Regions from separate parts of the Mus musculus genome. Here region 2 is linked to region 1. A link is a loop called in an ENCODE intact Hi-C map of the cell type or tissue named here. Cell type or tissue: heart. All regions are shown on one strand. Links, peaks and the distances in the headings refer to the core of each region. The heading gives the core; the rest is flanking DNA.

Evidence for each region. A loop is a pair of places that touch in the nucleus more often than their neighbours do. Peaks named below come from ENCODE experiments on the same cell type or tissue, not always from the same donor. Only the 100,000 strongest peaks of a DNase experiment are listed, where the experiment ranks them.
Region 2: a loop joins it to region 1, with 2.4 times the contacts of the local background. A loop is called at or near these places in 1 of 42 quality-filtered maps.

The regions. Positions count from the first base shown.
Region 1 is chr7:45,797,554-45,805,909 of GRCm38, forward strand. Lmtk3 (lemur tyrosine kinase 3) reads left to right here. Exons shown (of 15, transcript NM_001290990.2): 12 at 646-1,040; 13 at 2,883-3,018; 14 at 3,359-3,496; 15 at 6,079-6,591. The coding sequence ends at 6,095. Among named protein-coding and RNA genes, the nearest start is that of Cyth2, 13 kb to the right of the region's middle. In heart, for the core only: no CTCF peak of the experiment used is centred there; DNase peaks (open chromatin) are centred at 3,176, 3,998 and 5,174; H3K4me3 peaks cover 1,127 bases; H3K27me3 peaks cover 800 bases.
Region 2 is chr7:45,461,976-45,464,475 of GRCm38, forward strand. Bax (BCL2-associated X protein) reads right to left here. Exons shown (of 6, transcript NM_007527.3): 5 at 1,424-1,528. Among named protein-coding and RNA genes, the nearest start is that of Ftl1, 3.3 kb to the left of the region's middle. In heart, for the core only: a CTCF peak has its summit at 1,072 (motif pointing left); DNase peaks (open chromatin) are centred at 6 and 2,236; H3K27ac peaks cover 115 bases.

The DNA of each region.
Region 1 (8,356 bases), core at 2,977-5,476:
AGGAGTGGCCCTTTTCATTTGCCCGGGAGGAACAGTGGCCCAGAGAGGTGGTTGTGCTTGTTGAGGGACACAGTGAAACAGTGGGGTGGGACTGGAAGGAAAGTGGCCTTGGGGACAGAGAAAGTGGCTAGGAAACGCCCCTTCTGCAGGGGACACTGGTTCATTAGCCCCAGGGATTGTGAGCACAGACCTAAAGCTGCGTGAGGGCCGGTTGTGTTCCGAGGCCAGGCACACTGACCAGGGCTGAACTGCTGCTGCCCTTGGCAGGAGGGGTGTGGCCAGAGCGTGTGTGACTGGCTCTTAGAGGTGGCTCAGATTTGGGGCTCCCCCCACCCCCCGAGCTGGAGAACGTGAAGGACTCGGTTCCAGGCAGAGGGAATGGCATATATAAATGTTGAGTTAGGGGGCAAAAATAGAGAGTCCTGAATGCGGCGGGCTCAGAATGGAGAGAACAGCGGGGCGCGGTGCTGTGGAAGAAGCTTGTTGCTCTGGGTGCTGAGAGCATGCATTGCAGTGGGGAGGGGTCTCTCCCACTGTGCGCACAGAAAGGCCTCAGGAGCCCCCCAGCATACAGCTGTGGGCAGAGCCTGACTCTGTGTCAGGCTGTGTGCGGGGCTGGAGCTCACCTGTCTTCTCCCCTTGCAGCCAAACTCTCCCGGCTCTCGCTGGCGCTCCCACCGCTCACGCTCACGCCGTTCCCGGGCCCGGGCCCGCGGCGGCCACCTTGGGAGGGCGCGGACGCAGGGGCAGCTGGCGGGGAGGCCGGCGGGGCGGGGGCGCCGGGGCCAGCGGAGGAGGACGGGGAGGACGAGGACGAGGACGAGGAGGACGAGGAGGCAGCGGGCTCTCGGGATCCCGGGAGGACGCGGGAAGCCCCAGTGCCCGTCGTGGTGAGCAGCGCCGACGGGGACACGGTCCGCCCGCTGCGGGGGCTGCTCAAGTCTCCACGCGCGGCCGACGAGCCAGAGGACAGCGAGCTGGAGAGGAAGCGCAAGATGGTCTCCTTCCACGGGGACGTGACCGTCTACCTCTTCGACCAGGTGAGGGGGCTACACTTAGTGCACGTAGCACCCGGACTGCAGGGAGATGGACCTCCGGGTGGTCCAGGTGAAGGGGGCGGGCCCAGAGGGATTTACGTGTTCTAGTGCCCTGGGTAGCCGGCTCAGTGGGTGGAGCCTGGAAGGAAGTGGCGGCAAGTGGGCGGGGCCTGGGGCAGCGGCCGGGGTGGGGGTGGGGGGCACTGGACGGGGTGAACGGGCATAGCAGGAGTAGAACCAGGAATGGGATAGGGGCTTTTGCTACGAAAGGGCCGGGAAATCAAGGAGAGACCCGAGGAGTGTTGGTGGGTTTAGAAGGCTGTCAGGTAGAAGAAGCCTAGACAGGCTAGGAATAAAATTAGAGACTACTCAAGAGAATGGTTGCAGAGCCTGGGTCTGCTGAGGGCGAAACCTAGTGCTTTGGGGCCTGGTTTTATCGACAACAATCTTGTGGAGTTGACTCTAATATGTGCCTATGTATATTCTTGAGTGGGGGTGTCCCCAATAAGCTTCAAAAGCTTTGCGTGGCCCTGTCAGTGGGTGGAGGGAGGTGTTTGATGTGGGTGCTGGGCAGCAAACTCTGGTAGGCAGGAAAAGGCCTACACCTTAGCCTCTAAGCATCTCCAGCCTCCCGGGGCTGGGCTTTAAGTGGGGCGGATCTCATCACGTGGAGCTTTAATATGGAGTGAGTTTGGCTTGGTCGCCTAGATCAGTAATCTTTGCTCTCAGGAGGCAGAGTCGAGACAATCTATAATTAATGTAATCTGAATAGTTCAGGGCAGCTAGAGCTACATACCGAAACTCTGTCTCAAACAGACAAATAATCAACTTACCAAAGTCATCTGGACCTGAAATCCCCATATTTAAAAAAAAAAAAAGAGGTTTATTGCCTGAGCCTTGCTATGTAAACCTGGGGTGAGACTGTTTGAGGCCAGGTTGTGAGATAGTTGAAAACAGGGTCAGGTGCAGTGTTCAGAGTCATGAGACCAAAGGATTCCAAAATGGGATGGGACTTTTTTTTTTTTTTTTTTTTTGAGACAGGGTTTCTCTGTATAGCCCTGGCTATCCTGGAACTCACTTTGTAGACCAGGCTGGCCTCGAACTCAGAAATCCGCCTGCCTCTGCCTCCCAAATGCTGGGATTAAAGGCGTGCGCTACCACTGCCTGGCCCAAATGGGACTTTTCAATTTTGTTTGTTTGTTTGAGACAGGATTTCTTTGTATAGCTCTGGCTGTCCTGGAACTTTGTAGAGAAGGGTGGCCTAGAACTCGGAGACCCATGTGCATCTTGGTTTCTCTGTATAACCCTAACTGTCCTGGAACTCACTTTGTACACCAGGCTGGTCTCAAACTTAAGAGACCCACCTGACCCTGTCTCCTGAGCGCTGGAATTAAGGGGGTCCCCACCTTGCCAGACTCAAGGTGGGACTTTGAGAGTTTGAGTGGGACTGGGATAATTGTCCCTTGGTGCGTGGCTGGAGTTAGAGGTTGGGAGGCTACAGGACCAGGCTGTTAGCTCCAAGACATAGGTTTGGATCTCTGCCGCCAAGATCTTGGAGGTGGTGCTGCGGGGTTTAGAACAGCGTCTTGCTCGCTGAATTTAGGAATTCCTGAGCTGGGTGGGGCTTTATAGTTAGGTAAGGAACAAAGACCAGGGTGAGATTAGAGCTTGTAGGAACTTTTGAAGGCAGATGAAAGTTCCATTAACTTCTCCATACAATACATCAGCAATTACAAAATGGGGTACTGAAAGCCCCAGCAATATCGTTGGGTTTTATTTAATTATTGAGATGCCGTGGTTGGGTGTGACAATACGTTTCCTATTCTTTTTCTCTTGTTTTCACAGGAGACTCCAACCAACGAGTTGAGCGTCCAGGGCACCCCCGAGGGGGACACGGAGCCATCAACTCCCCCAGCGCCCCCGACGCCTCCCCACCCCACCACCCCAGGAGATGGGTTTCCCAACAGCGACAGCGGCTTTGGTGAGGGGCGGAACCCAAGATTTGGGCTGCGGGAGGGCGGGGCTTGGGAGTGGAGGGAGTGGCCTTATTATGCAATGGGCGTGTCATGTGGGAAGGGCAGGGCTAAGGGTGACCTGGAAGAGAAGGATTGAATCTAGGAACCCATCCACTCTTTGTAGGCTGGAGCTGTACCGAGGGGCCTGGGCGGAGCTCAGGAAGGCAAGGGCTGGTTGAGGCGGGTGGGGGCGGAAAGGTATCTGAAGTGGGAGGAGGGATGGAGCCTTGCTGGAGGGTAGGGCTAAAGGCGGCCTTGTGCTGGTCTGCTAAGCTGGTGTATAAGTCTAGTTCACTTTCTCCCTAGGCGGCAGTTTCGAGTGGGCGGAGGATTTCCCCCTCCTCCCCCCGCCAGGCCCCCCCCTGTGCTTCTCCCGCTTCTCCGTCTCACCTGCACTGGAGACCCCGGGGCCTCCCGCCCGGGCTCCCGACGCCCGGCCCGCAGGTACAGTGCTTCCAGCAGGACCCTATCCCACCCCTCCCCAACCTGCCCTCCCTTACCTCGCTTCTCTCTCTCTCTTCCATTCACCCACTCAGTCACATTGACATCTCTCAGCTAAGACCAGTTGGTTCCCATTCACAGCCTTGGACAGTTACACCGGTCTCTGACCCTCAGTTGCTTCTTCAAGGATCCTTAAGTACACACTCCCTTGTCCATCTTTCCCATTTCTGAGCTCGGATACCTTGGTGGATCTCCATATCCTCTCCAAGGGCACTTAAAGCCAGGGGATATGGCAGACACCCAGAGAACAGGAATCACAGCAGCGAGCTCACAGTGACCTGACACATTGCTACTCGCTCAATTTCACTGCGATCCTTGCAGTGGATTTTAGTCCCACGGTTTTTACGGAAAGAACTGAGGCACTTAGAAAGGAGCATAGAGCCATAATTCCGGCCCGGCTGCTGGCCCTGGGTGCTGCCCTCTCGTGGTACGCGTCTATTGGGTCCTTGTGCAGATGGAAAATCAGTTCTCTCCTGCCCCCTGCTGGCCACCATGCTGAACGCCCAGGATGTGGGGAAGGAGCTGTTAGTTCCCCAGATCCTCTGAGTTTCAGGATTAACCCTGCCTTTTTTCAGTTGTGTGACGTTGGCCAGTCAGTGTCCCTTTCTGCCTTAGCATCCTCATCTGTAGAATGGGAATGAGAATGGATCCTGATCCTGAGTGTTATGAGGGTATAAGTGGCATAATCCCCCCTACACACACACACACACACACACACACACACACACACAGAGTCACACACACACACACACGCACACACTCACACACACGCACACACACTCACACTCACACACACGCACACACACACTCACGCACACGCAGTCATACACTCACACACTCGCACACACACAGTCACACACACACACACCACACACACACGCACATACACACACTCACACACACACACGCTCACACTCAACTCACTCACACACACTCTCACACACACTCGCACACACGATCATGCAGCCTGGAGCTCCTGTGATGGTGTGTGAACAGCTTGCACAACGGCTGGAGGCAGAAGAGTTTAGCTAGTTCAAGAACAGAAGACAGGCCTGGTGCTCCTCAGGGTTCAGAGTTGGGCCGCGGCTAAGTAAATGGGTCAAGTTATAAAGGACTTGGGGGCCGGGCATTGTGAACACCACTTGGGAGGCAGAGGCAGGTAGATCTGTGAGTTCAAGGCCAGCCTGGTCTACAGAGCAAGTTCCAGTACAGCCAGGGCTACACAGAGAAACTCTGTCTTGAAAAACCAAAATATACAATACTATACTATTTACTAATAGTAATAATTAGTAAATAAATAATAACAAATTTAGGAGAGCTTTGCCTACAGGGTCCTAGGGAACCATGAAGGCCAGTAAGCAGGGAAGGGCCTGGGGCCTGGGAATGGAAGCAAATAGAGGCTGGGTGCTTGAGGAGAGGCTAAGCCGGAGAGGTTTGTGAACTAAGCGCAAGAAGAGAGGAGGGGCAAGGCAGGGGCAGAGGAGGGGCGGTAGAGACAGGATTGGGACTACATCCCCATCTAACCTCAAATGTTACTTCCTGACACCTCCATCTCAGGACCCCTGTGAGCACAGGGCAGGGTGGGTCTAGGGTGTGGGGACATCAGCTAGATAGTGAGTCAGGATCAAGGCTGCTAGCAAGGTGACCTCACGCTTAGTCACCAGGAGTGGAGACGGAGGGCCCAGTGGTATGAAGTCCCAAATCCTTGCCTACTCACACAGATACTCCCGCTGGGCATGGGTGGGGAAACTTACACACGTTTGTCTCCCCAGACCACAGTGAGTGCCCCCTTGGCACTCTCATACCCTCTATTTGACACCAGGTCCTGAGTGAGGAACTCATCCTGTGTACTTTGAAAAGGAGTGGACCTCATTTTCCACTCAAGAAGGGCAGTGGGCTCTGGTGCCTCTGTGTAGCCAGACCTGGGCTGTCAGCACAGAAATGTAAACAGGGGAGGGTGGACCCCTCACCCCACGGGCCTTGGTGCTCTAGGTCCAGAGGATGAATCAGGCTGTGATGTGTGGCTGCTGGGACACACACTCACACACACTCAATTTGTTGGTGAAGACACTGTGTGACACAGGCCTAGGTACAGGCCCCATATTCCGCCTATGCAATAAAGGTGCGAGCAGTCGCCGGGCTCTTCCACAATAACTTATACTTAATAAATACTCAGTACCCGAGAGGAACACCTGAGAAAAAAAGAGAGGAAGCAAGTGATAACCCAGGATGTCTGAGGGTGACAGGGGACCCAGAATGGTTGTGGAAGGCCTCAAAAGAGGGGGCCTGAACCACTTAGGAAGAGCATTTTAGACACTAGGAACAGCAGATGCAAAAAGCCCCTGAAGTAGAACGGTATCTGGAACATTTGAGGGCAGTGTGCCTGGAGCAGAGGGCTGGATGAGGACAGAGAGGATAGGATGGTGCCGCTTCCTGGGCCTTTGCCTTGAGTTGGAAACCATAAGCCTGTCTCCCCTGACTCTGTCTCCCCTGATTCCCATCCTTTCTCTACTCTCTGTTCTCAGGCCCCGTGGAGAACTGACTCCCCAAAGACCCAGCCCCTTTGCATCCCAAGAAGAGGGCTTGCGAGCAGAATCTTGTGTGGACGATGGAGCCATTGCCCCTGACACTGACACAGCCTCTGGGGAGGTGCCTGAGGCTGGGCCCTCCCTCTCCTCCACCATGTGCCAAACAGGAGGCCCAGGCCCTCCACCCAGCCCCCCAGATGAGTCCCCTGATCCCCCTGACCCCCCCGACCCCCTTGGAGCCACATGAGGCAGGAAGCCCCATCGCTGGACAGCCACACGTCTTGGAACTGAACTGAACCGAACTCTTTTGGGCCCAGAGCCCCCTGGCACAGCAGAGGTCTCTCCTGGCCCCATGAGGGCCACTGGCTTCAGGAACCTGGCCCCCCCCCCCCATCTTGCGTCTCCCCTTCCCCCAAGCCTGGCCCCTGGAGGGGGCCTCTGATTCAAACCTTCGCGTGACATTTTCACATTATTTAAAAAAAAAAGACAAAAACAACTTTTGGAGGAAAATGGGGCCTGTGTGTATTTGGGGAGGTGGGAGGGAGGTGCCAGGAGTAGACACTGCATGAAAGTCCCTGTCCTTTCCTTATGGCCCTGAGGCAAGGCGCCCACGCAACAGTGGAGCTTGCTGGCCTCCCTTCCAGCGCATTGGTGGCAGCCCTGACTTACCCTTCTCTGTTCCATGAGGAGTCAGTGATGATGGCTTGGGACCAGGCAGTTTTGGTAATCATGTTCCTGCAGGGTCTGAAAGCTATCACAGGGCCAGACCAGGTGGTGGGAAGAGACTCAGAACTGATCTGCTGAAACTCGGCGGAGTCACCTGCCAGCCACTGCCTGGCCTGCCTGCCCGCACTGGCCGGCTCCATCCACTCATTTCTCTGTTACTGCCCAGCTTCTGGGCCGGCACACAAATACTGTCTATATGATCATGCATGCACACCCTCACCCCCAGCCCTGGCCCTTGCCAGTTGTTCTTCATCTGCCCGACTGCTTGTCTTTGTCCAGTCTTCCTCGCAGTGACCTAGGACTGCTGCTCTGGTTTCTTCCTGTGTCTGTGTTCTCCCATGCATCTCCCCGTGCTTCTCTCTGCCTTAGTTATATTTGGGTCTTGTCCCTGTCCCCTCCCTCCCTCCCGTGGCTGCCTGGTCCTTAGCTTCTCAGTGGCTAGGCTGTTGGTGTCTCTGGACTTGGGTCCCTCATCCTCTACACTTGGGGATCAGAATTTACATGAAGGGAGTGAATTTACATTGTGGAAGAGAGCCAAAGCAAGGGGTGGGTTTAAGCAGGATGGTATATAGGGGTGACAGGACACAGGGTGGAAGGTGTCACAGGAAACCCCTACAGTAGGGTTTTCCTTCCCCATCATAGGATTGGATTGCTGCCTGGCAAGCGGCGACATGATTGAGAGGCAGGTCTGCCCAGGTTGGGGAGGGAATCATGGTAGTAGAGTGGGCTGGATCTTGGCATCCTAGTTCAAAGAATGAGAGTTAGAGACCTAATGCCAAGTCAAGAGAGGTGGGCTAGGACCTGTGCTGTCTACCTGTCTCACTCTGTGTATCTGTGTGTTTGAGACAAGATCTGTCTGTGGCCCTGGCTGTCCTGTAACCACTGTGTAGACCAGGCTGGCCTCTAATTCACAGAGACTGATTAGCCTGCCTTTGCCTCCTGAATGCTGGGATTAAAGGCATCACCACACCTAGCAAGGGCCAGGATTTTTAGGTCTGAGGAGAGAAGGCTGTGGCCTGAACTGGTGGATTATGAGGGAGGGACAGGACATTCATGCCTCAGTCTGAGTGAAGAGGGTGAGAGCCAGGCCAATCCAAAGTCTGAGATGCTAATGTCCTACCCAGTTGCAGGGAGCAAAGTTAAAGGTCTAATCCCCAGGGAGGAGGGCTGGGGCCAGAACTGCTGCATCTGAGGGAGGAACCTGGGATCAGGACCCCTGGTCTGAAGGAGGGTATACTATCGTACCAGCCCTCACCCCACAAACTCATATTCAGTTATCTTCAACCACAGAAACTTACTGCTTCACAATTGTGGAGGCTACAAGACCAAGACCACCGACATCAGTATTTGGAAAAATCTCTTCCGTGTTTTGCAAGCCTGGCTTCAGGTAACCGTTGGCACTCCGTTGGCTTGTCTGTGCTTTGCCCCACTCTGCATTCATCCCCACATGGCACCCTCTGTGGCCTTCTGTCCAAACACCCACTTTGGGAACTTTTTATGTGTGTGGGTATGTTGGTGGGTACCGGGAAGGGCATGGTTTCACATATCT
Region 2 (2,500 bases), core at 1-2,500, 340 kb before region 1:
GAGAGATGGGTGTGACTTCAATACCAAATTGCAGGGGGAAGAAAGAGATTTCCCATGAAGGGATGCTAAGGCGCTCCTGGGCTTATAACCCCAGCACTCAGGAACCCTAGGAAGGAGGGCTGTAAGCCTAATGCCAACCTGTGAAGTTTATTGAGATCCTCACTCAGAAAACAAAACTTAGGGCCAGCAAGATAGCTCATGCACAAAAGGACACACACGCGCGCGCGCGTGCGCGCAAATGTAAAAAGTATCCCACTCAACCCACGATCCCAAAATGGGAAAACAAAACAAAATGAAAACAAAACAAAACAAAACAAAATAAAAAACCAAAAACCCGTGATTAACATCTGGAAGTGGTAGCCCATAGCAGTAATCTCAGCACTTGAGAAGGTAAGACTGAAGACCACATGTTTGGACTAGTATGGGCTACATAGTAACTTCCAGACCAGGCTTGTATGCATGACAGGGAGGACAAAGGCTCAGCCTGTAGGGTGCTTGCCTAGAGCGCACAAGGCCTGGGGTCTGTCTATCCCATTAGCTCCTACACTGACATGTGGAAGCAGGAGCTCAAATGGTCAAGGGCATCTTCAGCTACAGAGTGAGTCTGAAGACAGCCTGAGATACAGGAGGCCATCTCACGATGTAAATAAATAAACGAGAAACACAACAAGATGGTCGTCAAAGGATCACCCAGTGCATGTGAGAGATTCCAGAAAGGAAGGGAGCAATCAAGTCAGGCCATGGAAGTCAGTGGGTACCAGAGGCACTAAGATAGTAGATCTAAGGATACCTAGCTTAGATCATTGTCTGAATGCCCGGGGGCACCTCTGTGCTGACCCTTAGATCTGAAAAAGTGGCTCTCAACCTTTTAGTTCATGATCCCAGAGGGGTCACGTATCAAATATTTACATTATGATTCATAACAGCAGCAAAATTACAGTTATGAAGTAGCAATGAAATAACTTTATAGGGCTGGCAAGATGGCTCATTGATTACTCTTCCAAAAGTCCTGAGTTCAAATCCCAGCAACCACATAGTGGCTCACAACCACCCATAATGAGATCTGGCGCCCTCTTCTGGTGTGTCTGAAGACAGCAACGGTTTACTTAAAATAACCTTTAATATAATAAAGATTATATTAAATAAAGATAATAATAAATCTTTAGGCCAGAGCAAGCAGGGACTAAGCAAGCTGGGTTGACCAGAGTGCGTAGGAGTCCTAAATTCAATTCCCAACAACCACATGAAGGCTCACAACCATCTGCACAGTTACAGTGGACTCACATACATAAAATAAATAAATACATCTTTAAAGAAAAAAAAAAGAAATAACTTAATGGCTGGGGGTCATAATATGAGGAGTGTATTAAAGGATCACAGCACCAGGAAGGTCTCAAGTATAGCTAGGCCTGAGGGGTCTCACCCAGCCACCCTGGTCTTGGATCCAGACAAGCAGCCGCTCACGGAGGAAGTCCAGTGTCCAGCCCATGATGGTTCTGATCAGCTCGGGCACTTTAGTGCACAGGGCCTGCAGGAGTGGGAAGATTACACTTGGGGACTGAATCTTGTCCCCACTGCCCAGAGGTGATCTCAAGCCCTTGCTTTTAACCCTCTGCCTCTGCTAAGCGGTCTCTCCTCTACTAATTATAAACTAAAGCTTCCCTTACCTGCTCAGGAGCCCTGACTCCTCAGCACCCTCTAGGTAAAAACCAAAAGGCTGAGGTAAGGCTCAAGACCAGGCTGACCTCAAACTCAGAAATCCGCCTGCCTCTGCCTCCCGAGTGCTGGGATTAAAGGCGTGCGCCACCACTGCCCGGCCTGCCTAAGTCACTTCCTAGAGTGGTTTTCTAGACCAGAGAAGACCACCTCCTGGCCAACTGAGGCTCTGCTCTCCTGACTGGAACAATGCTCTCTTCCTGACCTACATTCCTTTCACCTCCAATACTGAAGACCCGTCAGCTCAGGCATGAAACCTCATCAAGGAGGTGGGGGATGGCATGGAGGACAATCAAGAGTGTCCCAAATGTGACAGTAGCACTACAAATAACAAGTAAAATATGCCACAGTGGCTCTGCAGCAACTTCCTGCTCCAACACACCCCACCACAGCCTAGTCTTGAACTTGTGATCCTCCTACCTCCAACTTCCAAGTGCTAGCACTGGAGGCATGTTCCAACCACCCCTAGTTCATGTGGCACTGACCCAGGGCCAGGACACATGCCAGCCAAGCACCACCAGCTGATCTGCAGTCCCAGCGCCTCTTTGGTATTTGTGTGTATGCTGATAGGAGACAGAACCTAAGGCTTCATCCATGTTATGCTCAGGCCCCCAAAACTCAGCTACACTACCACACCTACTGTCACGTCCATTTCTGTCTTTGTTTTTGTTTGCTTTTATTAAAAAATAAATAAATAAATAAACTAGGTCAGGGCTAGAGAGCTCAGCAGTTAAGAGCCCTGACTGCTCTCCCGAAGGTCCAGAGTTCAAATCCCACAACCACA